2 separate regions of the Homo sapiens genome follow, and region 1 is linked to region 2. The links are chromatin loops, found by intact Hi-C in ENCODE. Cell type or tissue: psoas muscle. All regions are shown on one strand. Each heading gives the region's core, and the rest is flanking DNA. Links, peaks and the distances in the headings are about the cores only.

The links. Peaks named below come from ENCODE experiments on the same cell type or tissue, not always from the same donor. Only the 100,000 strongest peaks of a DNase experiment are listed, where the experiment ranks them.
Region 1: it touches region 2 in a loop (2.0-fold over the local background); 4 of 110 quality-filtered maps call a loop at or near these places.

The regions. Positions count from the first base shown.
Region 1 is chr6:17,628,852-17,641,055 of GRCh38, reverse strand. NUP153 (nucleoporin 153) reads left to right here. Exons shown (of 22, transcript NM_005124.4): 15 at 992-1,117; 16 at 3,286-3,903; 17 at 8,212-8,406; 18 at 11,517-12,204. Among named protein-coding and RNA genes, the nearest start is that of FAM8A1, 35 kb to the right of the region's middle. RefSeq lists silencers at 2,112-2,312, 7,472-7,672. In psoas muscle, for the core only: no CTCF peak of the experiment used is centred there; no DNase peak of the experiment used is centred there; H3K27ac peaks cover 475 bases.
Region 2 is chr6:17,778,359-17,790,562 of GRCh38, reverse strand. It overlaps KIF13A (kinesin family member 13A), which reads left to right. Exons shown (of 39, transcript NM_022113.6): 26 at 653-691; 27 at 2,688-2,787; 28 at 4,922-5,048; 29 at 6,862-6,917; 30 at 9,262-9,386; 31 at 9,657-9,833; 32 at 10,879-10,971; 33 at 11,464-11,616. Among named protein-coding and RNA genes, the nearest start is that of NUP153-AS1, 77 kb to the right of the region's middle. In psoas muscle, for the core only: no CTCF peak of the experiment used is centred there; no DNase peak of the experiment used is centred there.

The DNA of each region.
Region 1 (12,204 bases), core at 2,560-10,559, 150 kb after region 2:
GAAAGCATAAAAAGTAAAAGCAGTAAGTCACTCATCTTACTGCTAGCAGCTACCATTACTCTTTAGATGTAAACATTCTAGACTTTTCAACCTGCTTTTACCCATAACTACACTTTTAAGAATGATTTTTGTGGGCCAGGCATGATGACTCATGCCAGTAATGCCAGTGCTTTGGGAGGCCGATGTGGGAGGATCACCTGAGGCCAGGAGTTTAAGACCAGTCTGGCCAGCCATAGTGAGACCCCATGTCTACAAAAAAGTAAAAAAAAAAATGAGCTAGATGTGGTGGCATGCGCCTGTGTTCCTGGCTACTTGAGAGGCTAAGGTGGGAGGATTGCTTAAGCCCAGGAGTTTGAGGATGCATTAAGCTATGATTGCACCACTGTACTCCGGCCTTGCTGACAACAAGACACTCACTCTCTGTTTTGAAAAAGAATGATTTCTGTGGCTGCATAAGTATTTCATCATGTCACTGTTATGTAATTTATGTAACCATATACCCTTATTTAATATTTTACCATATAGGTTTTCAATATTATAACTGAAGGATATTTTCAATTATATTAATAGTGTGAATTTCTAAAAATGAAATAATTGCTCAGTTGAAAATTACTTTTTTTGATTAGTTTTGTAAATTGTTGTGTAATCAGATATTTCATGCAGTGGATGGGCTTGCCCTAGTTGCCATATCCTCTCCAGTTTTTTAGTTTGATTGTTTTGATTATCAGTCAGTTAATTGGACGATAATTATAGTTTATATTTTTTTGCCTTTTTATTGGTGGGGGAAGTTATATAGTATGGGAATAGTGTTTTTATCTCCTTGTAATGGCAAATTATCCCTGTAAAGTCATTTGTTTATTGAATTAAAGTGACTTTTTTCATGAACTTTTAGAAATTAATCCAAAAGATGGTTTTGAAAGATTTTTAAAAATGCATTTGAGAGTCCAGTGTTTTATTTGGCATAATGTTATTAAATTTAAAAAAATTACAGCTCATCATGTCACTACAGTGAACAGTACAAATTGTAAGAAGACACCACCTGAAGATTGTGAGGGTCCTTTTAGACCTGCAGAAATCCTGAAAGAAGGAAGTGTTCTAGATATTCTGAAAAGCCCTGGTAAGATAATTAAAAGATAAGCCTTTTGATTACAAACTCATGATCTCAATTTAATGTCATTTTGTATTATACTTTAGGCTTTTAAAAATTTCTGACTAGTTTGGTAGGAGATTTACTTTTGAATAGAGATGTAGTTAGGTGTAATTCTTTTGCTGGAAATATCTTACAAGCCAAAGGACTCTATACTAAAATGAAATTTCTAATAGGCAAGTGTAGGAGGAGGAAATGGATTCTCCATTAATAGAGGTAGGTCAGTGAGGAATAAGAGTAAGTAAACCTGATGATACACATAGACATGTCTTTCTCTTATGAGAGCACTGAACTGCCTTCTTGAATTATTCCCCAGTTTGGTAAATATGGAACAAGGCCAAGTGGAAAGCATCTGCTGAATTGTAACATATACATAGGGAGCAGTACTCACTTGAATTGAAGCAAGATTTGAAAGCTAGTAGGTAATAATTAGAAAGGGGATAAATAGTTCTCAGATAAGAATAATTTTTTGTTTGAAAACAGGATGTTCATAATTCCATTTATGATACATAGTATAAGAATGTAAAACTTGCCAGGCGCGGTGGCTCACCCTTGTAATCCCAGCACTTTGGGAGGCCAAGACGGGCAGATCACTTGAGGCCAGGAGTTGAAGACCAGCCTGGCCAACATGGCGAAACCCCATCTCTATTAAAAAGAGAAAAAATTAGCTGGGCGTCCTGGCATGCACCTGTAGTTCCAGCTACTCGGGAGGCTGAGGCAGGAGAATTGCTTGAACCTGGGAGGTGGAGGTTGCAGTGAACCGAGATCGAACCACTGCACTCCAGCCTGGGCGACAGAGCAAGACTCTGTCTTTAAAAAAAAAAGAAAGGAAAAGAAAAAAAGAATAAAAGAATGTAAAACTGTGAGATAATCTAATAGCTCAGAAAGAATTTAAACGTACCCACCAGATGTGTCCATGTGTAATAAGATAGGTTTTCTTAAAAAATAAGGTTGGCTTTTACAACAGGATTTAGGAGGATTCAATTTTTCTGGTCCAGCTCTCTCATTTTATAGATAAGTATACTGCCTACAGGAGTCCAGTAGCTTGGACAGTTCCATGCAGTTATGGTAGAACTCCAGAGTGCTTGTGCTGGAATTAACCAAGTAGTAGGCAAGCCTCAAATGTGTATAGTCTGTCTTGTGTATCTGGGGTTACACTTTGCATTCATGATGCCAACCTCCCCCTGCTCCCTTTTTACTTCTTAAATAGGAAATGTTTGGGGAGAATCTTCATTTGACTGAAATTAGGAAAATCTGAAAAAGTAGAAGAAAAAGAAATCTGTAATGCCTTGAGATGGTTACTGTTAATATCTTGCCAATCTTAGTGATTTAAATTAATCATAAGCAAAATAACACGTTGCCCACTGGGAATAACTCAAGCATGTGGTATTTTGTCCTTAAGCTAAAAATAGCTCTAGGCTGGATTATTTTGTGGAACTAGAAAACCTCTAATAACCTTCTACATCTTCTCTCCTTTTAATTTCTTTTTCTTTGGCGGGTAAGGCTGGAGAAACAGATCACAGATGGTGGTGTTGTGTGTAAGACAAAAGTTAACTGGTCCTAAGTAAACAATTACAAAAGTCATTCTCATGAGTAAAATACAGCTTGAGTGAATGAACTCAATGACAGCAGTTTTGGTAACAGAAGGACTTGCTCAGCTGATTTTACTGAAGGTAGAGAATACCACAGCAGTAGGTTATGACTGGACAAAATTCAAAGATGACATTGAAGCCATTTGGTGTAGCCAATGGAACACTTAAAAGAAGAAATGGATGAAGGAGAAAGAGGACTGCGAGTATTGTGTGTTTGTAGAGAGACAGAATATAGCAAAATGTGGATGGCAATAATACATATCAGTAAATTAGTACCATTGAAAGCATCAAACTAGAAATTCCTTGAAGGAGAAGGTGATATCCTGTAAACAAAACATCTTTTGTAGAATTTTAAATGGTTTAAGTGTAACTTATTAGGTAATTGATAAATATGATTACTTAAGTGAAAAACAATTCTTAAGTAGTTCATCTTGGATTGTAGTAAGTGTGCAGTGAGGTAAACGTCTTCTCAGTAATAATAATCAAATTAATGCTTTGATTTATAAAGCTTCTCTAACGTTGCACTCTCTCCTTCGTTCATTGTAGGTTTCGCATCGCCGAAGATAGATTCTGTTGCTGCTCAGCCCACCGCAACAAGCCCAGTAGTTTATACAAGACCAGCAATAAGTAGCTTTTCTTCTAGTGGAATTGGGTTTGGGGAGAGTTTAAAAGCTGGGTCATCATGGCAGTGTGATACATGTCTACTCCAGAACAAAGTTACAGACAACAAATGCATAGCCTGTCAAGCAGCAAAATTGTCACCCAGAGATACTGCTAAACAGACTGGAATTGAAACACCAAATAAAAGTGGCAAAACAACTCTTTCTGCATCAGGGACAGGCTTTGGAGACAAATTTAAACCAGTGATAGGCACTTGGGATTGTGATACCTGTTTAGTGCAAAATAAACCTGAAGCAATAAAATGTGTAGCCTGTGAAACACCGAAACCTGGAACTTGTGTGAAGCGAGCCCTTACATTGACAGTGGTTTCGGAAAGTGCTGAGACTATGACTGCTTCATCTTCCAGCTGCACTGTAACCACTGGTACCTTAGGATTTGGAGATAAATTCAAAAGGCCCATTGGATCTTGGGAGTGTTCAGTATGCTGTGTTTCTAATAATGCAGAAGACAATAAGTGTGTGTCCTGTATGTCTGAGAAACCAGGTATGTTTTTGGCTTTATGGAGTAATTTTGCTTATTACTTCTGTTGAACAGTTTAATTTATTCTAAGAATCCTTGTTTTAGATGTTTCAGGATGAGCATTTCTCATACATATTAATTTTTCTAAACTATCTTGAGGTAAAAATGTCTTGTTTGCAGCTAGATCTTTATGTTCAGTTAGGATAGGTTATGTGTTAACTAGTCTGGTATATATGACGACCTCCTCTTTTTGTACAGTTTTATCAGAAATTTCTTGTTCAAAGTTGACTAATACAGATTCTGAAAGATCTTAGAATGGGGTAATATTTCTCAAACCTTTGTACAGAGTAAAATATTACTTCTCCAAATAGAAATCAGGATAGCTAGTGGTCATTTACAGGGAAGGTTTCTTTAGGGGGTAGACTATAGTCGTTAATGAAAAGGCTGTAGCTGTTGCAATGATTGTAAATTACCAAATCACTAATTCTAATCTAGGCAGCCAGAAACATGGAGTTAGTTTTGAGTTTTTTCTGTTTCTCTGTTCAAAGTTGGAAGAATTAGTGAAGATTCATATTGAATCTTTAACTCATCCAGAAGTGGATGATGGTTTTGTAATATTATATAATTATATGGTACAGATGTATGATAACATGGATATCCTGGGAATTACACTGTTTTCAATGCATTATTCATGAATATGCAGTTTTGTGTCTGTAATGTACAGCTCTGAGTTACTAACCTAGACCTTTTGCCTGAGCCCTCATGCCATATTTCTGATTCCTACTGGATATTTCCCTATGAGTAAGATTTTAGAATCTTCATTCCTTTTTTTTTTTTTTTTTGAGACAGAGTCTCACTGTGTCACCCAGGCTGGAGTGCAGTGGCACAATCTTGGCTCACTGAGACCTCCATCTCCCAGATGCATGCAATTCTTGTGCCTCAGCCTCTCAAGTAGCTGGAATTACAGGTGCATGCCACCACACCCAACTAATTTTTTGTATTTTTAGTAGAGACAGGGTTTCGCCATGTTGGCCAGGCTGGTCTTGGACTCCTGACATCAAGTGATCTATCCGCCTTGGCCTTCCAAAGTGCTGGGATTACAGGCGTGAGCCACCATGCCCGGCCTAGAATCTTCATTATGAAATATTTTTGTCTTCCCATCTGGTTCCCCTGCTCACCTACAAAAAGAAAGCCCTTGATGTATGCAGGAAAGCAAAATTAATTTTAAGTTGAAGGGGAATAACAAAACTTTGAGTCAGGAAGTAATTTGTTACACATGAACAAAGGAAGCTCACATATGTATTAAAGAACTTGGATGTCCTCCTTTCAATGATGAACCATCATTTTCAGCAGAGGAGTGATACAGTCAAGTTTGTATTTTTGATGAGTCACTGGCTTTTTAGATAATGGATTTGAAAACAAAAAAATTTGGAGACCGGAAGATAGATTAGGAAGTGGTATCAATCATATAGGCAATAGGCCAGACACTGTGGCTCACGCCTGTAATCCCAGCACTGGGAGAAGCCAAGGCGGGTATATTGCTTGAACCCAGTTTAAGACCAGCCCGAGCAGCATGGTGAAGCACTGTCTCTACAAAAAACACAAAAATTAGCCTGGCTTGGTGGCACCCGCCTATAGTCCCAGCTACTTAGGAGGCCAAAGTGGGAGGATTGCTTGAGCTCGGGAGGTAGAGGTTGCAGTTACCTGAGATCATGCTACTGCGCTTCAGCCTGGGTGACAGAGTGAGACCCTGTCTCAAATAATGATAGGCCGGGTGCGGTGGCTTACACCTGTAATCCCAGCACTTTGGGAGGCCGAGGCGAGTGGATCACCAGGTCAGGAGATTGAGACCATCCTGGCTAACACAGTGAACCCCTGTCTCTACTAACAATACAAAAAATTAGCCGGGTGTGGTGGCGGGTGCCTGTAGTCCCAGCTACTCGGGAGGCTGAGGCAGGAGAATGGTGTGAATCTGGGAGGTGGAGCTTGCAGTGAGCCGAGATCATGCCACTGCACTCCAGCCTGGGCGACAGAGCGAGACTCCGTCTCAAAAAAAAAAAAAAAAAAAAAAAGATAAGCCAAGCTGTGCAACCTGTGGGCTGCATGTGGCTTAGGATGGCTATGAATGAGGCTCAACACAGATTTGTGAATTTTCTAAAACATTATGAGATTCTTTTGCGATTTATTTTTTTTTTTTATTTTTTAATTTGTTTTAAAGCTCATCAGCTGTTGCTAGTGTTAGTATATTTTACTTGTGGTCCAAGACAATTCTTTTTGTCCAGTGTGGACTAGGGAAGCCAAAAGATTGGACCACCCCCGCCTCCCCTGCTGATACAGGCAATAGATAATGTACTGATCGAACTGAATAAGGAATGGAGGACATAAAATTAAAGACGTTGATTTCAAGCTGCTGAAGTCAACATTCAGATGTATGTAATGTGACCAGGCATGGTGGCTCACGTCTGTAATCCCAGCACTTCGTGAGGCTGAGGCAGGCAGATCACCTGAGGTCAGGAGTTTGAGACCAGCCTGGCCAACATGGCAAAGCCCTGTCTCTACTAAAAATACAAAAATTAGCTGGGCGTGGTCGTGGATGCCCGTAATCCCAGCTACTTGGGAGGCAGAGGCAGGAGAATAGCTTGAACCTGGGAGGTGGAGGTTGCTGTGAGCTGAGATTGTGCCACTCTACTCCACCCTGGGCAACAGAGTGAGACTCTGTCTCAAAAAAAAAAAAATGTATGTAAGGCCTTTGGATACACCCTTTGGGTGGAGATACGGATTTGGGGTCATTAATCCATAGTTTTGATATTTGAAGTCATGAGAGTAGAGTTGAGTGTGTTCACTCAAGATGGCCTGAAATGAAAGTCCGCTAACTTACAGGGAGTGGCAGGAATAAAGCTTTTGAACAGTTAATCTTTTAAAAAGGTGCAACCAGAAAGGAAAAACAAAAACTACATGGCACTGGTTGCTTCAGAGGAAGATGGATTTCAAAGGAACAGGATCAGAGGTCTCAATAAAAAAGCTGTTACTCAAGCAAGAGATGGGTTAGTGGTGGGAGTAATGGGGGGGGTTCATGAACCAGAATAGCAGTAGAAGAGTCAGAAATTGATTGAAATAGATTTGAGAAAAATGTAGAGGAGGAGGAGTATCCAGCCAAGCTAACCAAGTAAGACAGTGGAGTCACCAACTAAGAGACTACAGTGACAAGCTCAGAAGTGTAGATTGCAGGTGTAGATTAGGAAACTGTTTTTTGGGGATTTAAAAACCACTGGAGTAAATGAGAGTTTGTGAGGACAGTGGGCCAAGATGGAACCCCAGGGAGCAATTTGGTTGGCAAGATGGAAGAGAACATACCTATAAAATGTAGAGATCAGTTAGGTAACTATGGAAGAGGTGGCGACAGTTGTAGGCCATCTAGAGAAGTAGGAATACCAGAATGAATGGCTTCACTGTCAGCACTATATTTTGGGCCTTACCAAGCCGTTCTTCCTGTGCCACCTCTCCCACAAACATGCTAGTTTTGCTTAAGATTTGTCACCTCTGTGTATCCTTTTCCTGCCTCTTAGTCATTTCTTCCTTCTTTGCACACTTGTTTTAGGTTGTCACTTGGTGATGGTGCCACTGTGCTTTTATTTTCCCCCTTTAAGACCATGAGCATCTTACAAGTTAAGCAACATTTTATTCATCTTTAATGTCCCCAGAACCCAAGTATATTATGATGCTTAATAAATGTCTGTTAAATGGCTAGCATGTAACAAATGTCAGGAATGTAGTAGGTGTCAAGTTAGATTGTGAAGTGGATGTGAAGTAGATGCACTTCTGTGCAAAAGCTATCATTCAGAGGCAGAGATCTATGCTTTCAAATCTTGAAATTCATATGGTCTGTGGCTGTGTATTTTATATGTTAGGATATTGCCTACAATTTACATCTTATGTCTTAGAATGCTTGCTGCTTTGAAGAAATTTGAAAAAGATTCTTAAGAAAAATTTAGTCTTTGAGCCCCTAATTTGCGAGCATGATTTTTTTTCTTAAACCACAGCAGTTCAAACATGTGGTTAAGGGGGAGCTCACCAGTGAGCAAGGTGATTATGAGCTGCTCATTTATAAGGTTAAAAGAAATCATTTATAAGGTTAAAAGAGAGGTCTATTCTTTTTTTTAAACAATGTAAATATGAACAGTTGTCTATTTCTGGCACATTCTGTGTTTTAATAGGAAATATTATTAGAAACTGAACACTTAAACTTAGCAGTGCCATTAAGATACTGACATACTGTAAATTAAAATTTTCATGAAATCTCCCCCCACTCCCCGTTTTTTTTTTTTTTTTTAGGAAGTTCAGTACCTGCTTCAAGTAGCAGCACTGTACCTGTCTCTCTGCCTTCTGGAGGCTCTCTAGGATTGGAAAAGTTCAAGAAACCCGAGGGAAGCTGGGACTGTGAATTGTGCCTAGTGCAGAATAAGGCAGACTCTACCAAATGTTTGGCATGTGAAAGTGCAAAGCCAGGCACAAAATCTGGGTTTAAAGGTAAGGCCAAAAAAATAAAAATAAAGGTGATGGTAAAGCGCCTTTTTGTAAGGCCATTTAAAAATGAAGTATTTGAGAACAGCTTCAGTGTTCACTCATTCTCTCTTGAAAATTAATATAAAATGAGATTATCCTGAGATGTTTTAGTTATATCTGTTTCTGAATATTGTAAGGTCATATTAGTTGCTTGTCAACAGTGAGGTATCTTTTCTCCAGGTGGGAAAAAAAATTTCTTGTGTCATTGAGCCTCAGAGAGTTTTTGTTTTTTGTTTTTAACTGCTAGCCCCCTAGGTGAACTGTTCTTTGTTTTTTTGTTTGTTTGTTTTTTTGTTTGTTTGTTTGTTTGTTTTTGAGACAGTTTTGTTCTTTTGCCCAGGCTGGAGTACGGGGGCGCGATCTCTGCTCACTGCAATCTCCGCCTCCCAGGTTCAAGCAATTCCCTGCCTCAGCCTCCCAAGTAGCTGGGATTACAGGTGTGAGCCACCGCGCCCAGATGAACTTACTGACTTTTATTTGACTGGGAATACACCTCTAAATTAAAAGCGATACAGGCTGTGGCTTTGGTTTCCCAAAGTAGGTCCCAGGAAAAGAACTCTTAATATTTTACTATATAAGTACAAAGGAAGACTCCCTCAAAGTAATTAATCCTAAACTAACTGGAGGCCAGATTTTTGTGTTTTTTTTGAGATGGTGTCTTGCTCTGTCGCCCAGGCCGGAGTGCAGTGGCCGATCTCTGCTCACTGCAAGCTCCGCCTCCTGGGTTCATGCCATTCTCCTGCTTCAGCCTCCCGAGTAGCTGGGACTACAGGAACCTGCCACCACGCCTAGCTAATTTTTTGTGTTTTTAGTAGAGACGGGGGTTTCACCATGTTAGCCAGGATGGTCTCAATCTCCTGACTTCGTGATCCACCCGCCTCGGCCTCCCAAAGTGCTGGGATTACAGGCGTGAGCCAACACGCCTGGTCTGGAGGCCAGATTTTTCAAGTCTTCTGTAAAAGAGTAAGCCCGCAAGGAGAAAATGTGTGAGGATTAATGTCTTGAAACAACTCAGACAGATATTTCATCTTCTTACTTATAAGTTGTAGCTAAATAAAGTGTACTCAGTGGACAGAGTGTAGACCCCTAGAACGGTGAGAGGATGGGATGGGGGGTAGATGATGAGAAATTAATTAATGGGCACAATGTACATTATTTGGGTGATGAATATACTAAAAGCCCAAACTTCACTGCCAGGCAACATATCCATGTAACAAAATTGCACTGGTAATCCTTAAATTTATACAAATTAAACAAAAATAATAGCAAGCTTTATCTACTTTGTAATTAGCTTTCAAACTCTTGATTGCAAACCAAAAGTCAGGAATAAACCTTTTATATTGTGAGCCATCACCTGCACAGCGTATATGTCTATATGATTGAAATCTGTTTTGCAAAATAATACTTGCCTCTGGTAGGTGTAAGGTTCCCTGGTATTTTCTGTTTTATTTTATTTTAAAAGAGAAGTGCTGGTTGCAGCCTGCTAAATTAATTGATGATTAATGGTATACAACTAGCAGTTTGAAAAACACTGCATTTAAGTGTTTTAGAAGTTTGTGCTTTCTGGTTCATTTTATCTCTTTCTGTAGCTGTTAATTCATGCTCCCCTTTTTATACTGTTCTCTACCTGTAGTGTGGTAATCACCATACTTTTAAGTATCTTAGTACTTCTTAATGATCCTTGTTTTGAGCCAGTAGGTCAAGTACTTCATTTCTGATTTCCTTAGCTGCAGAAAAGCATTATGAAACCAAGACTTTGATCTTGTCAGTATAATGCTTGCTCTCTTCTCTTTTCTCTTCTCTCCTCTCTCTTCTCTCCTGTCTTCTCTCTTCTCTCCTCTCCCCTCTCCCCTCTCCCCTCCCTTCTCCCCTCCCCTCTCCCCTCTTGTCTCCCCTCCCCTCTCGTCTCCCGTCTCCTCTGCTCTCCTCTGTTTTCTTTTCTTTATTTATTTTGAAGTGGAGTCTCACTGTTGACCGGGCTGGAGTGCTGTGGCGCAATCTTGGCTCACTGCAACTTCTACCTCCCGGGCTCAAGCAATTCTCCTGCCTCAGCCTCTCAAGCAGCTGAGACTACAGGCACAGACCACCATGCCTGGCTGATTTTTTTTGTATTTTTAGTAGAGATGGGGTTTCGCCATGTTGGCCAGGCTGGTCTTGAACTCCTGACCTCGGGTGATCTGCCCGCCTTGGCCTCCCAAAGTGCTGGGATTCCAAGCGTGAGCTACCACGCCCAGTCTGATGTTTAACTTTATAAACATTGCTTCAACTCTGTAATTCTTCTGTTTTTCTGTTGCCTTCCTTTTTTAAATGCTTGAGTGAATAACACATTTATTCACAAGATTTAAAAATCAAGAAATTGTGACAAGGTTCAATCTCTTCTCTCCATTGTCTCTTTTTCCACCTTCCCTCCCACTTCCAAATGTAACTGTGGTTAGTTTCTTGTAAATCTTTCAAAGTTTCTTTATGCCCATCCAAGGCAAACATACATACCCCTATATATTCTTACTTCCTTTTACCTTGTTAGAAAAGTCTGTATACCGCACTCCCTTTCTGCCCCTTTGATTTTATCAGGGATTATCTTGGACACATCTTTGTTCTTCCTTCTTCGTTTATAGCTGCCTGGATTGCATATGGCATTTTGCATGTCTATGAGTTTATCTTTAAAACAAACTCCAGCTATAGAATTGCAAGGTCAAAGGGTATATGCATTTGTAATTTTCGGTAACTATTGACAGATTGCTCTCTATGAGTTTTGTGTTCATTTATACACCCACCTGCAATGTGTAGCCTGTTACTTCCAGTCTCATCACTAGTACAAACTTTATCAAACTTTATCGCAGCCAGTCTGATAAATGAAAAGTGGCTTGTCAGGATAGTTGTGAGGATTGAGATATCATTCTCATACCGACTAAATATAGGTCACCTTGGATTATGTTTACAGCTGCTGGTAATACTCTTCAAAGTAGGCCCTTTCAAAGTTACTCCTATGTTTCTTTGGCTTTCACAGTGTTTACATTTTGTTTGAGAGGATCAGTACATTGAGTGTCTATGTGGTGTCTTTTATATTTTTGTAGGCTTTGACACATCTTCCTCATCTTCGAACTCAGCAGCCTCCTCATCCTTCAAATTTGGTGTCTCATCATCCTCTTCTGGGCCTTCTCAGACTTTAACAAGCACTGGAAATTTTAAATTTGGAGATCAGGGAGGATTCAAAATAGGTGTGTCATCCGATTCTGGGTCTATAAACCCCATGAGTGAAGGCTTTAAATTTTCTAAACCAATAGGAGATTTTAAATTTGGAGTTTCATCTGAATCTAAGCCCGAAGAAGTTAAAAAAGATAGTAAGAATGATAATTTTAAGTTTGGACTTTCTTCTGGTTTAAGCAACCCAGTTTCTTTAACTCCATTTCAATTTGGGGTATCTAATCTTGGACAGGAAGAAAAGAAAGAGGAACTGCCCAAATCTTCCTCTGCAGGTTTTAGCTTTGGTACAGGTGTTATTAACTCCACCCCTGCTCCTGCTAACACCATAGTGACCTCTGAGAACAAGAGCAGCTTCAACCTTGGAACCATAGAAACCAAGAGTGCTTCAGTGGCTCCTTTCACATGTAAGACATCAGAAGCTAAAAAAGAAGAAATGCCTGCCACCAAAGGAGGATTCTCTTTTGGCAACGTGGAGCCTGCCTCTCTGCCATCTGCCTCAGTGTTTGTTTTGGGAAGGACAGAAGAGAAACAGCAAGAGCCTGTCACTTCTACTTCCCT
Region 2 (12,204 bases), core at 2,189-10,188:
TGCCACTCTGTCTTCCTAAGCCTATCTCAAATCTCAGTCAAATAGTCTACCCCAAAATACATATCAGCTGTCTGTATGACAGTGGTATAAGGCCTGGCCCAATTATGTTGGTTCCTATCTCCAGCTAAGAGATTTCTTATTTTTATTTTATGTTTTTGGAGACAAGGTCTTGCTCTGTTGCCCAGGCTGAGGTGGAGTGGTGTAATCAGAGCTCACTGCAGCCTCCATCTCCTCCGCTCAAGTGATCCTCCCACTTTAGTCTCCCAAGTAGCTGGGAATACAGTTGCACACTACCAAATCCAGCTAATTTTTTAAAATTTTTTGTACAGATGGGGTCTTGCTATTGTTGCCCAGGCGGGTCTCAAACTTCTAGCTTCAAGAGATCCTCCTGCCTCAGCCTCCCAAAGTGTTGGGATTACGGGCATGAGCCCAGCCAAGTTTTTATGTTTCAATGACTCTTTATGTGAAAAATTCTTTATAGACAAGTGAATTAAATCCATTTTACCTTTTTTGAGATTCAATTTAGTGTTTTATTTTGCTTATGTTAGGTAAGCTGTCCATTTTAATGTGTGTTAAGCTTAAATAATTATTTTCCCTGTATGTGGTTTGAAAAACAAAATGCTTGTCCTTTGTGTTTATTTTTTCCTACCAGAGAGATGATGAGGATGGTGATGATATGGATAGTTATCAGGTATTGCTACTGCTGTCAATCCTGTGGCATGGGGCACAGCTACTGCTAATTGCCAGCATTCGCAAAGCAGAGGCCAGGGAGGAGGAAGGAGGGCCCTAGAGCGAGAATATGCAGTTTTTCACTTGCTTTTGATTTGCTTTATATGTATTCAAACACAATATTATTTCTATAGATGCCTTGTCAGTTCAAAATTTATAACTAAATATTGCCTTTTTGCTATGCCATCTCGATTTACTGGCTTATTGCTAAGCAAGACCATTATCACTGTATTAAAATGGATGATCTGGAGACTGATTTGAGTAATAATAAAACTCCTGTCTCCTGCAAATTAATTAACTAATTAATTAATTTAAAAAATGGATGATCTTAAAATATTGCAGTTATCCATCCATAATCTTTTAGATAGACTCTTATCTTTCCCATGCTAAAGTGCATTCTGCTCCTTACATCCAAGAGCTAATATTGTTGTAATATGCCATTTTACTTTACAAGACTTTTGCTGAATAGGAAAATTGGAGACATTTTATGCGCATAATTGTGTTTTGTTTAGCCAGCTTTCTTTTCTCATTTGGGTCACACTTAGTTCTCCATAACCTATAGAATTTAAATCTCAGCTTTTTCTGGTTGGGAATCTAGAAAAAATATATAGATGTGCAAATTGAGATTGTACCTAGTCAGCACTGACTGGCCTGATATCATGGAGTGTGGGGTTACGTACAAATAGTCAAAGCAGCAAACCAAGATGAAGCTTTCTGGGTTCGGTTCCCAGTCTTTGTACGGATTCTCCATACACATCTTCAAAGGATGTTTTCCCAGTGTGCCTTCCTACATGTAAAATGTGGGTACAGTGGCTGGGCGTGGTGGCTCACGCCTGTAATCCCAGCACTTTGGGAGGCCGAGGCAGGTGGATCACAAGGTCAGGAGTTCAAGACCAGCCTGGCCAACATGGTGAAACTCCGTCTCTACTAAAAATACAAAAATTAGCTGGGCGTGGTGGCGCGCGCCTATAATCCCAGCTACTCGGGAGGCTGAGGCAGGAGAATCGCTTAAACCTAGGAGGCAGAGGTTGCAGTGAGCCGAGATTGTGCCACTGCACTCCAGCCTGGGCGACAAGAGCGAAACTCTGTTTCGGGGAAAAAAAAATGTGGGTACACTGTTGGTAAAGTTTCAGAGGTCCAAGGGCTCTATTCTTGATGTAACGTCTTAAGTCTTAAACTAGAATTAGGCAAGTCAAAGAGCATTTTTAATAGAATTGATGGATTTTCTTTCCCTACTCATAATTCCACGAAGAAAAACCTTTAAGGGAAATATCAGTATCCCCTTGAATCTCAGCAATGCCATTGACTAACGTCCTGCGGCTGTTTGTGCGCTTCCTGGCACATTTTTCACAGTGCAGTCCAATGGCTGCCTAGGGGATTTCTTAAAGCATGGCTGACTGCATGTTGGAGTTTGCATGGGAGATTTTTGCTTAGCCTCGTGGTGGTTGGAAGTAAAATGTTTGTGGCAAGTTTGAAAAGTTCTCTGCTGACCTACTCTTTGCATTTCAGAAAATCTATGTTATCAGACCACTGAACTATGGAGCTATGAAAATGCCTGTCATTTTCCATTCCATTTGTTGTTACTTGGTTTGGGCTCTGTTCATGCTGTCCTTCTGTTTGGGATCACAAATCCTGCAATGAATAGCTACGATTTAAATATACATACACTCATTGTAAAAAAAATCTGACAGCTGGTATAGTTTGAGCTTGTCTTGCTTTTAAGTATAATTATCCTTCTGGAGATCCAGGGGCTCTGATTTCTGGGTAACAGCATCCTTGATCAACATGCAGTGTTACTGAGGCCTCTCTGCTTTCTTGCATATTAATCACACAGCAATGTTCAACAGCTTTTCCTAATGAAAAATTTCCTAGTTGATTTAAACATCTTTTAAAAAAAGAAAGAAAGAAATCGTTGTCTGTGCAGTCTACAGGAAAATATTTTCCCTCCCTGATGTTAGGAAGAAGACTTAAACTGCGTAAGGGAGAGGTGGTCAGATGCACTCATTAAACGACGAGAATACCTGGATGAACAGATAAAAAAAGTCAGCAATAAAACAGGTATGTGAGATCAAACTCTTTTATGGGGAGTAGCTTTTTCACTTTTACACAATGGCAGTAGGTCGTTTTCTTCCCCTAACTGGACAGTAGTATCTTATTTTTGTTGTTGTTGTTGTTGTTGTTTTAAGACAGGGTCTCACTCTGTCACCCAAGCTGGAGTGCAGTGGCAGGATCATATCTCACTGCAGCCTCTAACTCCTGGCCTCAAGAGATCCTCCTGCCTCAGCCTCCTGAGTAGCTGAGACCACAGGCACAAGCTACCACTCCTGGCTCATTTTTAAATGTTTTGTAGATGGGGTCTCACTTTGTTGCCCAGGCTGGTCTCAAACTCCCGGACTCAAGTGATCCTCCCACTTCAGCCTCCCAAACTGCTGGAATTGCAGGTGTTAGCCACTGCGCCCAGCCTGTTTAGTTTTGTGAACTTGTAACAATTATAGACATCAGTCAATCATATTATACATTGTTGGTTTAAGAGGCCTCCAAATTTGAAAGTAGTAAGTTTTCATAAAACTCAGAATTATCTCATAAAACTGTGACATTAAATGTCAAATTCAAATTTCGTTTTGATGAACACAAATGTGATCAATACCAGTATGTCAATACAAGGTACTTTAGGCACCAGGACCTAGGACATACAGCAGCTGAAGGGTCACTTCTGAAACCAAACCGCTTAGCAGGTCAGCACCTATCCACTGTTGGGCCATTGCCATGCACTCCGCTGGTTCAGGGTGGCCCCTACAACTCTATTCACTGCCACTCAGCTCCAAGGGTGCAGTTTGCTTATGCTAGCAGTGGCCACTTGGATTCTAGAGTAGAAATATGCACTTAAAATCCTTAGTCTGTCATCCAGACATCATGGTCCACTCACGGTGGTTGGTTCTGCAGCAAAGAACATACACATCATGCATGTTAATCCATTTCATGTAGAAGCTAGCAGAAAGTCTCCCTCAGGAAAACACCTTGGCTCAACATGTGATGTCGCCTTGTGTGTGTGCTCAGGCTGCTAATGAAAACTCACTTAGACTGTACCCAGGGAGCCCCAGAGTTGAATTATGAATAAGAGGATTTCAAAGTATATCAGATAAAATCCCTTTCATGATAAGCCTCGAGGAAAATAAAGGTGATTTTACAGAGTAAGATATATGGTGGGTTTTTTATTTTTTTATTTTTATTTTTGAGATGGAGTCTCCCTCTGTCGCCCAGGCTGGAGTGCAGTGGCATGATCTTGGCCCACTGCAACCTCCTCCTCCCAGGTTCAAGCAATTCTCCTGCCTCAGTCTCCTGAGTAGCTGGGACTACAAGGCGCCCACCACCACGCCTGGCTAATTTTTGTATTTTTAGTGGAGACAGGGTTTTACCATATTGGTCAGGCTGGTTTTGAACTCCTGACCTCAGGAGATCTGCCCACCTCGGCCTCCAAAAGTGCTGGGGTTACAGCCGTGAGCCACCGTGCCCGGCCTATGGTGTTTTTTAATCCTGTCTTTGTAACATCATGTATAGTTCTATAAAGCAGTGTCACATCCGTATTTCATTTGATCCTTCCAGCAAGTACATGAAGTAGATACGACTTCTTTTATCCCTGTTTGACAGGTTAAGGAGACTCATCTGTTGGATAACTTCCCCAAATTACAGAACCAGTAAAATAACCTCAGTCTCATAATTGCTGTTCCAATGCTCTTTCTGCTATTTCTGGCTTGCAGTTCCTTAAATTGGTGTTGAAGCCCCTCTTAGCTCCCTATGCATGCTCTTGCTTGAACTTCAAAGACTCAAATCCATTTTAGGGACATAGTGGATGGTTAAACCACTTATAGATAGCACTGAGTGAAATCTGTTTATTGTTTTTGTTTGCTTGTTTTTTGAGACAGGGTCTCTTGTCTGTTGCCCAGGCTTTAGTACAGTAATGTGATGATAGCTCACTGTAGCCTTGAACTCCCAGGCTCAAGTGATCTTCCCACCTCAGCTGCCTGAGTATCTGGGACTACAGGCATGCGTACCACCACCCTGCCCAACTATTTTTTTTTTTTTGGTAGAGATGGGGTCTCACTATGTTGCCCAGGCTGAAATCTATTCCTTGTAAACTGAGAAGTCATACTTTCTCTCTTGTTGGCATTGATCTCCTCATTTTTTTCTGCAGAGAAAACAGAGGACGATGTGGAGCGGGAAGCCCAGCTTGTGGAGCAGTGGGTAGGGCTGACTGAGGAAAGGAATGCTGTGCTGGTGCCAGCCCCAGGCAGTGGGATTCCTGGGGCACCTGCCGACTGGTAAGGCTGCCCTCCCTTCTGTGCAGACCTGGGGAGATGGTACAGGTCGCCTGTGGCAAGAGCCATGCAAGAGACTTTCCAGGATTGTCACAGAAAATGCCAACCAGCTGAACTACTTAGGGAATGTCCACTCATCTCTAATGCTTCCATCCCTTTTTTTCCTTCCCCACCGAAGCCAACTTTCTCCCACAGGAAGCGAGAGAGCATTGATTACCTGGCCAGGAATCACATACCACTCCTCTGTTCCTCTGCATAAGCAACTTGGACATTGTTCCCTGATGCCCAGAAACTCTTTTATCTTGGCTGGAAAGTATTTGAATAGGACAGAAAATATATTAGTGGAGCTATTTTTTTGGTAGTATTGTGAGAATTAGAGATAATGTATATAAAATACCTTATATATGATAATACTATCTTGTATATTGTAATGTGTATAAAACACCTTTCATACCCATTCATTAAATCCTAGCTGCTGCTGCTTATTCTCATTCTCATTTTTATTATAACATATCCAGGGCATTTAAGAGAAATCAGATTCCTTTTGAACACAGAATGTACATGCCCAGATAGTCTTTTTTGAACTGGCATAGAAACATTAGTGATAATACCTGCATCTCTAATGATAAAGGGAAAAGTAATCAGTTTCGTGGTCTGTTTTCTGAAACTAGAGACTCTGAATCTGCAGGCACATAATTCATAACCTGATGTTTCTCCCTGCAGTTCCTGCTGTTGTGCTGGAATCCTGTAGGTCTCTTGCGGTAATTCTGCCAGCCACTTCTTACAGACAGCCTACTCACCCCAATCTTGTTCTGGCCCTCAAAGCCCTCTCTAGACAGTTTGTCTCCTTACTTCAGTCTCTCTCGTGTAAAGTGTTTTCAAACTTCAGATCATCTTGAGTGTTTGTAACATGTAGGCCTGGGTGTCATCCCTAGTTATGTTGATTCAGAAGAGAAAGGAAGGACCCACGACTCTTCTTTTTTTATTTTTTTAAATAAGAATTTGCATTTCTAAAGGGACTCTTCACTTTAAGAGGCCTCTGAGGCGGTTCTGATGCAGCTGGGCAAGTTGGGTTTTTTTGTTTGTTTTTTGTTTTTTTGAGACAGGGTCTCATTCTGTTTCCCAGGCTGGAGTACCAGTGGCACGATCTTGGTGCACTGCAACCTCGATCTCCCAGGTTCAAGCCATCCTCCCACCTCCCAAGTAGCTGGGACCACAGGCCTGTGCCACCACACCCAGCTAGTGTTTTTTTGTTTTTTTTTATAAGACAAGATCTCCCTGTGTTGCCCAGGCTGGTCTTGAACTCCAGTCCTCAAACCATCTTCCTGCCTTTGCCTCCCAAAGTGCTGGGATTACAGGCATGAGCCACCATGCCCATCCCTGGGCCAGTTTTTGATAAAACACTGCTTGGTCTCTTCTGTACACAACCCTCCCTCCTTTCACACATCTTTCATTCTGTCCTTTGAGCTTTGAGCTTTTGTTTACTTCCTCTAGGCTCTGATCCTGTCCCGTTACCACCCTAACAACATCCCCCCTTCCCTTTACCTCTCATGGGAATTATTTTTAGAAAGGCTTAAAATCATCTTTGTTTCAATTAATTACATGTAACTCATATAACTGGAAGTTCTTTTATGTAAGTCATATAATTCCCATGATTTATGTCTACAGGGAAGTCAAGAAATATGAAAGTATTTCATTAGTGGAAACTGCATCTCCACCATGGTTCTCTTTGCTTCCACAGCTCTGTGGTGTTTTATCAGCTAACAAGATGTAAAATACATATTTTGTTATGATTAAATGTTGTTATTAAATTTAGGATCCCACCTCCTGGAATGGAAACCCACATACCAGTTCTCTTCCTCGATTTGAATGGTAAGTAGACACTTAAAGTCACAGGGATTATTGTATTTAACTAAGGTTTGTAATCTATCCAGATTCACATTATTTTGATCCTTAAATCACTCTTCTAATCATTCATGTGCCAAATTGGGTGACATTTTTGTTCTCATTAAACGTATATAAGCATGATATGTGGATAATCAAAAAAAGAGCACATAGGGTGATTGAGAACTGCATGCACGAGCATTAGCACAGTTGCTCTGAAACAGTGGACATAGAAATTACCCTGGAAAGTAATCACCCCTAGAGATTCTGAGTCTTTAGGCTTGGCAAGGGCCTATGAATCTGCATCTCTGACTAGTGCCCTTAACTCTCCTCAAATAGTTTTGATGGCAGAAGTGATCACACTATAACCCTGCCTTAGGGGTTGTCCTTCATATTGCAATTAGATGGAACCTGGGCAAGTCTAGAACAATGGTTTCCAATGTGCTTTAGCAGAACAATCCTTTTCTAAACGAAATATTAACTGGAACCCCATGTGTAGAAAACAACGGCAGAGTTGCTGAGTTTGCAGTGGGCAGGATCCTGGTAGATCCTTTGGCAGGGCCCTAGGGCTCCTCAAAACACAGCCTGAAAACCTCTGTTCTAGAAGGAAGCCCAAAATAATGGATGGAAGACACAGGGAGGGTGGCTTTGGCTCTTCATGTGAAGAATTTCTTTTTTAAAGCCTAGATGTTGAATGTATGCCTCATAAGATAGTGAGTTCCCTGTCATAGGAGGTATATAAACAAAGACTAGTTGGCCATTTACAGAGATTTGTGAGGGGCGAACCCCATATTGGATAGGATGTTGGAAGAAGATAATCTTCATATTTCTCCCAAGTGCTCAGAACTTTGATTCTAAATTGATTTCATTGCTAAAATCTCTAATTTATAGTAAGTTATTAAGTAGGACAACAAACCTAACAGTTTACAGGAGGAATTGACCTCAGAAAGCAGCAAAATTCTAAGATTTGTTTTGTTTTGTTTTGTTTTGTTTTGTTTTGAGACAGAGTCTCACTCTGTCACCCAGGCTGGAGTACAGTGGCATGATCTCAGCTCACTGCAACCTCCGCCTCCCGGGTTCAAGCAGTTTTCTACCTCAGCCTCCCAAGTAGCTGGGATTACAGGCACCCACGACCATGCCTGGCCAATTTTTGTATTTTTAATAGAGACGGGGTTTCACCATCTTGGCCAGGCTTGTCTTGCACTCCTGACCTCGTGATCCACCCAGCTCGGCCTCCCAAAGTTCTGGGATTACAGGCGTGAGCCACTGCGCTCAGCCTCCGAGGTGTGTTTAATGAATATATTTGTACCTAGGACAACAAAGAATATATTCATTCCATCTTATAGGAGACTCACAAGGCAACTTTTTGGCTCCTGTTGTATTTTTAAAGAATAAAAGCAGCCGGGTATGTTGGCTCATGCCTGTAATCCCAGCACTTTGGGAGGCTGAGGCGGGTGGATCATGAGGTCAAGAGATTGAGACCATCCTGGCCAACGCGGTGAAACCCCGTCTGTACTAAAAATACAAAAATTACCTGGGCATGGTGGTGCACACCTGTAGTCCCAGCTGCTCGGGAGGTTGAGGCAGGAAAACCGCTTGAACTTGGGAGGCAGAGGTTGCAGTGAGCCAAGATCACACCACTGCACTCCAGCCTGGGCTACAGAGCGGGACTCCATCTCAATAAAAACAAAAAAAGAATAAAAGCTGTGGGGCACGATGAGCTTATGCCTGTAATCCCAGGGCTTTTGGAGGACCATGCAGGAGGACTGCTTGAGTTCAGGAGTTGGAGACCAGCCTGGGCAACAAAGATGGACTCCATCCCTACAAAAAATTTTACAAATTAGCCAGGCATAGTGGTGTGTACCTGTAGTACTAGCTACTCAGGAGGCTGAGGTGGGAGGATCTCTTGAGCCCAGAAGTTCAAGGCTGCAGTGAGCTATGATCAGGCCGTGCACTCAAGCATCAGCAACAGAGCAAGACCTTGTCTCAAAAAAAAAAAAAAAAAAAAAACCCAAGTACAGTGGCTCACCCCTGTAATCCCAGCACATTGGGAAGTCAAGGCAGGAAGATTCATTGAGCCTAGGAGTTCAAGACCAGACTGGACAACATAGTAAGACCTCATCTCTATTAAACATAATGATTTTTTAAAAAAGAAAAAAAGCTGTTGTGAGTCTTGGAGTCTCTATTTCAACTGCAGAATAAGGAATGAAAGAAAAAAGAAAAATGTGTTATGTGTAAACTTCAACTGTAAAAAGCATATATTTAAATTTTTGGTGTTTGCTTAAAAACTGACTTTCCCCTACTGTTTTTTCTGTGCTCCTGATGTGGTTAGCGGATGACCTCAGTGCCAATGAGCAGCTTGTTGGCCCCCATGCATCCGGCGTGAACTCCATCCTGCCCAAGGAGCATGGCAGCCAGTTTTTCTACCTGCCCATCATAAAGCACAGTGATGATGAGGTAATTAACCCCCAAGTTTCTCTTAAAAGGCTTCAGATTAGCACACAAGGCTTGTGGGCCTGCTCACTAAACTGCTATGGTTTGCTTTGGGGAAAAAGACCGGGGACTTTAAAAAATAGAACATTTGTGTTGCTGTTTAAAAAAGGTGAGGAAAGAAATCTATTTGATTACAGTGAGTTGAATTTATTTTCTTTCTCTTGTATGTCCTGTAAAACTGCTACATCTGACTTTTGTCTTGTTTCCATCTCCTCATCATTCCCCAACTCCTAGGTTTCAGCCACAGCCTCTTGGGATTCCTCGGTGCATGATTCTGTTCACTTGAATAGGGTCACACCACAGAATGAAAGGATTTACCTAATTGTGAAAACCACAGTTCAACTCAGCCACCCTGCTGCTATGGAGTTAGTATTACGAAAACGAATTGCAGCCAATATTTACAACAAACAGGTAATAACGGGGCCTGATTGTGCCATTCTGGCTCTGAGCTCAAAAGATTTTTCCCTCTCTCTATCACAAAGCAGTGTTTTTTGGTGCTGTGATGTGCAAAACATGACCATCCTGGCCAAGTTATAGTCTGATTCTCATTTATCCAAGGTAGTGGGCATTAGGATAGCAGAGGTCAATGTCATCCAGTAAGGGCAGTTTCACCTTGACTGATTGGAGAGGTGTAATCCTACCAGGCAGTGGAGCTGTGATATTTCACTGTTTGAAAAGTAGAAAAACTGAGGCTGAGAGATTAAGTGCCAGGTCCAAGCAAGTGAGTGACAAAACCAGGACAAAAGGCAGACTCCAAACAAATCCCTATCCTACTGCTTTGACGGATCCCATCTCAGAGGTGCTGTCAGTGAAACTGATCCTCTCCAGTGTTGTTCTAGCCATCTCAGGAAAGACTGATTAAGCCCTGGAGAGATCACAGGAAGGCAGCAGATGGGAGAGAGAAGCAACCACAGAAATCCTGAACATGCTGCAGATTCTGTAGTCAAATTCCCAACTAACAGCTGGACGTTAGTATCCCTTGGGGTTGGAGACAGGGATTCTTAGCTTCAGTTTTTTCTGTTATGCTGAGTATTCTGCATTTCAAAAACATAGTAACTTGTAATGCTTCTACAATTTGTAAAATACAAAATAACTGGCTGGGCGCGGTGGCTCACGCCTGTAGTCCCAGCACTTTGAGAGGCCAAGGCGGGCGGATCACGAGGTCAGGAGATCGAGACCATCCTGGCTAACACGGTGAAACCCCGTCTCTACTAAAAATACAAAAAAAAAAAGTTAGCCAGGTGAGGTGGCAGGCGCCTGTAGTCCCAGCTACTCGGGAGGCTGAGGCAAGAGAATGGTGTGAACCCCAGGGGGCGGAGCCTGCAGTGAGCCGAGATCGCGCCACTGCCCTCCAGCCTGGGCGACAGCGAGACTCCATCTCAAAAAAAAAAAAAAAAATACAAAATAACTTACATTTGTCACATAGCTTAATACAGCTTTTTTTTTTTTCTACTAGAGTTTCACGCAGAGTTTGAAGAGGAGAATATCCCTGAAAAATATATTTTATTCCTGTGGTGTAACCTATGAAATAGTATCCAATATACCAAAGGTAAAATATATGCTACTTTAGGCCGGGCGCAGTGGCTCATGCCTGTAATCCCAGCACTTTGAGAGGCCGAGGCGGGTGGATCACCTGAGGTCGGGAGTTCGAGACCAGCCTGACCAACATGGAGAAACCCTATCTCTACTAAACATACAAAATTAGCTGGGCATGGTGGCGCATGCCTGTAATCCCAGCTACTCAGGAAGGCTGAGGCAGGAGAATCGCTTGAACCTGGGAGGCAGAGGTTGCAGTGAGCCGAGATCGCGCCATTGCACTCCAGCCTGGGCAACAAGAGCGAAACTCTGTCTCAAAAAAAAAAAAAAAAAAAAAAAAAAAAAAATATATATATATATATATATATGCTACTTTAAAAAATATCAGTATCTAAATAATGGAGAATGTGTTCATTCTCCAGACTTCTAAAACGTTTTCTCACCACACTTTGGATGAAAACGTTGTTCACATCAAAGTATTGTCACTTCCTTCCTGTCCTCGTAGGCAACTGAGGAGATAGAGGACCGGGAAACGCTGGCTCTCCTGGCAGCAAGGAGTGAAAACGAAGGCACATCAGATGGGGAGACGTACATTGAGAAGTACACTCGAGGCGTGCTGCAGGTGGAAAACATTCTGAGTCTTGAACGGCTCCGGCAGGCAAGTAACTGAATATCTGGACCGAGGATGAAAGCACCAGCCTTCACCCCCAATGGACAGATATGAATTTACTTACCAAACACCTCACTAAATCTATCAGAGAAGGAGCACTTGAGCCATCTCTATTGAAAGGACTCTGGCAAAATAGTAACCAAAATAAAAATAATGACTAACTTTTATTGAATAACCCCTACTTGCCAAGCACTGAGCCTGAGTAATTTAGGTATATTATTTCATTTAATCTTCAAGATAACCCCCTGAGGTAAGTACTGTTGAAATCCCCATTTTCAAATGAGAAAATTGAGGCTGATAGAAGTTAGCTAACTCACCCATGGTTACACAGCTAGGAAGTGGTACAAAGTCGGATGTAAAGCCAAGTAGCTTGACTCCAAAGCACATATGCTTAAACACAGACTTACTATCTCCCTAATTTTTAGACCTGAGTTAACTTTTGAGGTGACAACAGGTCATTCAAGTGAAAATAATCCACTAAGTAATGCAACTATAAGATAAGATATGTCATTTCATAGGAGCAATAGTTGACATTATTGGGGGAGGTGTTGATTAATAGGAGGAATGTAATTGGCA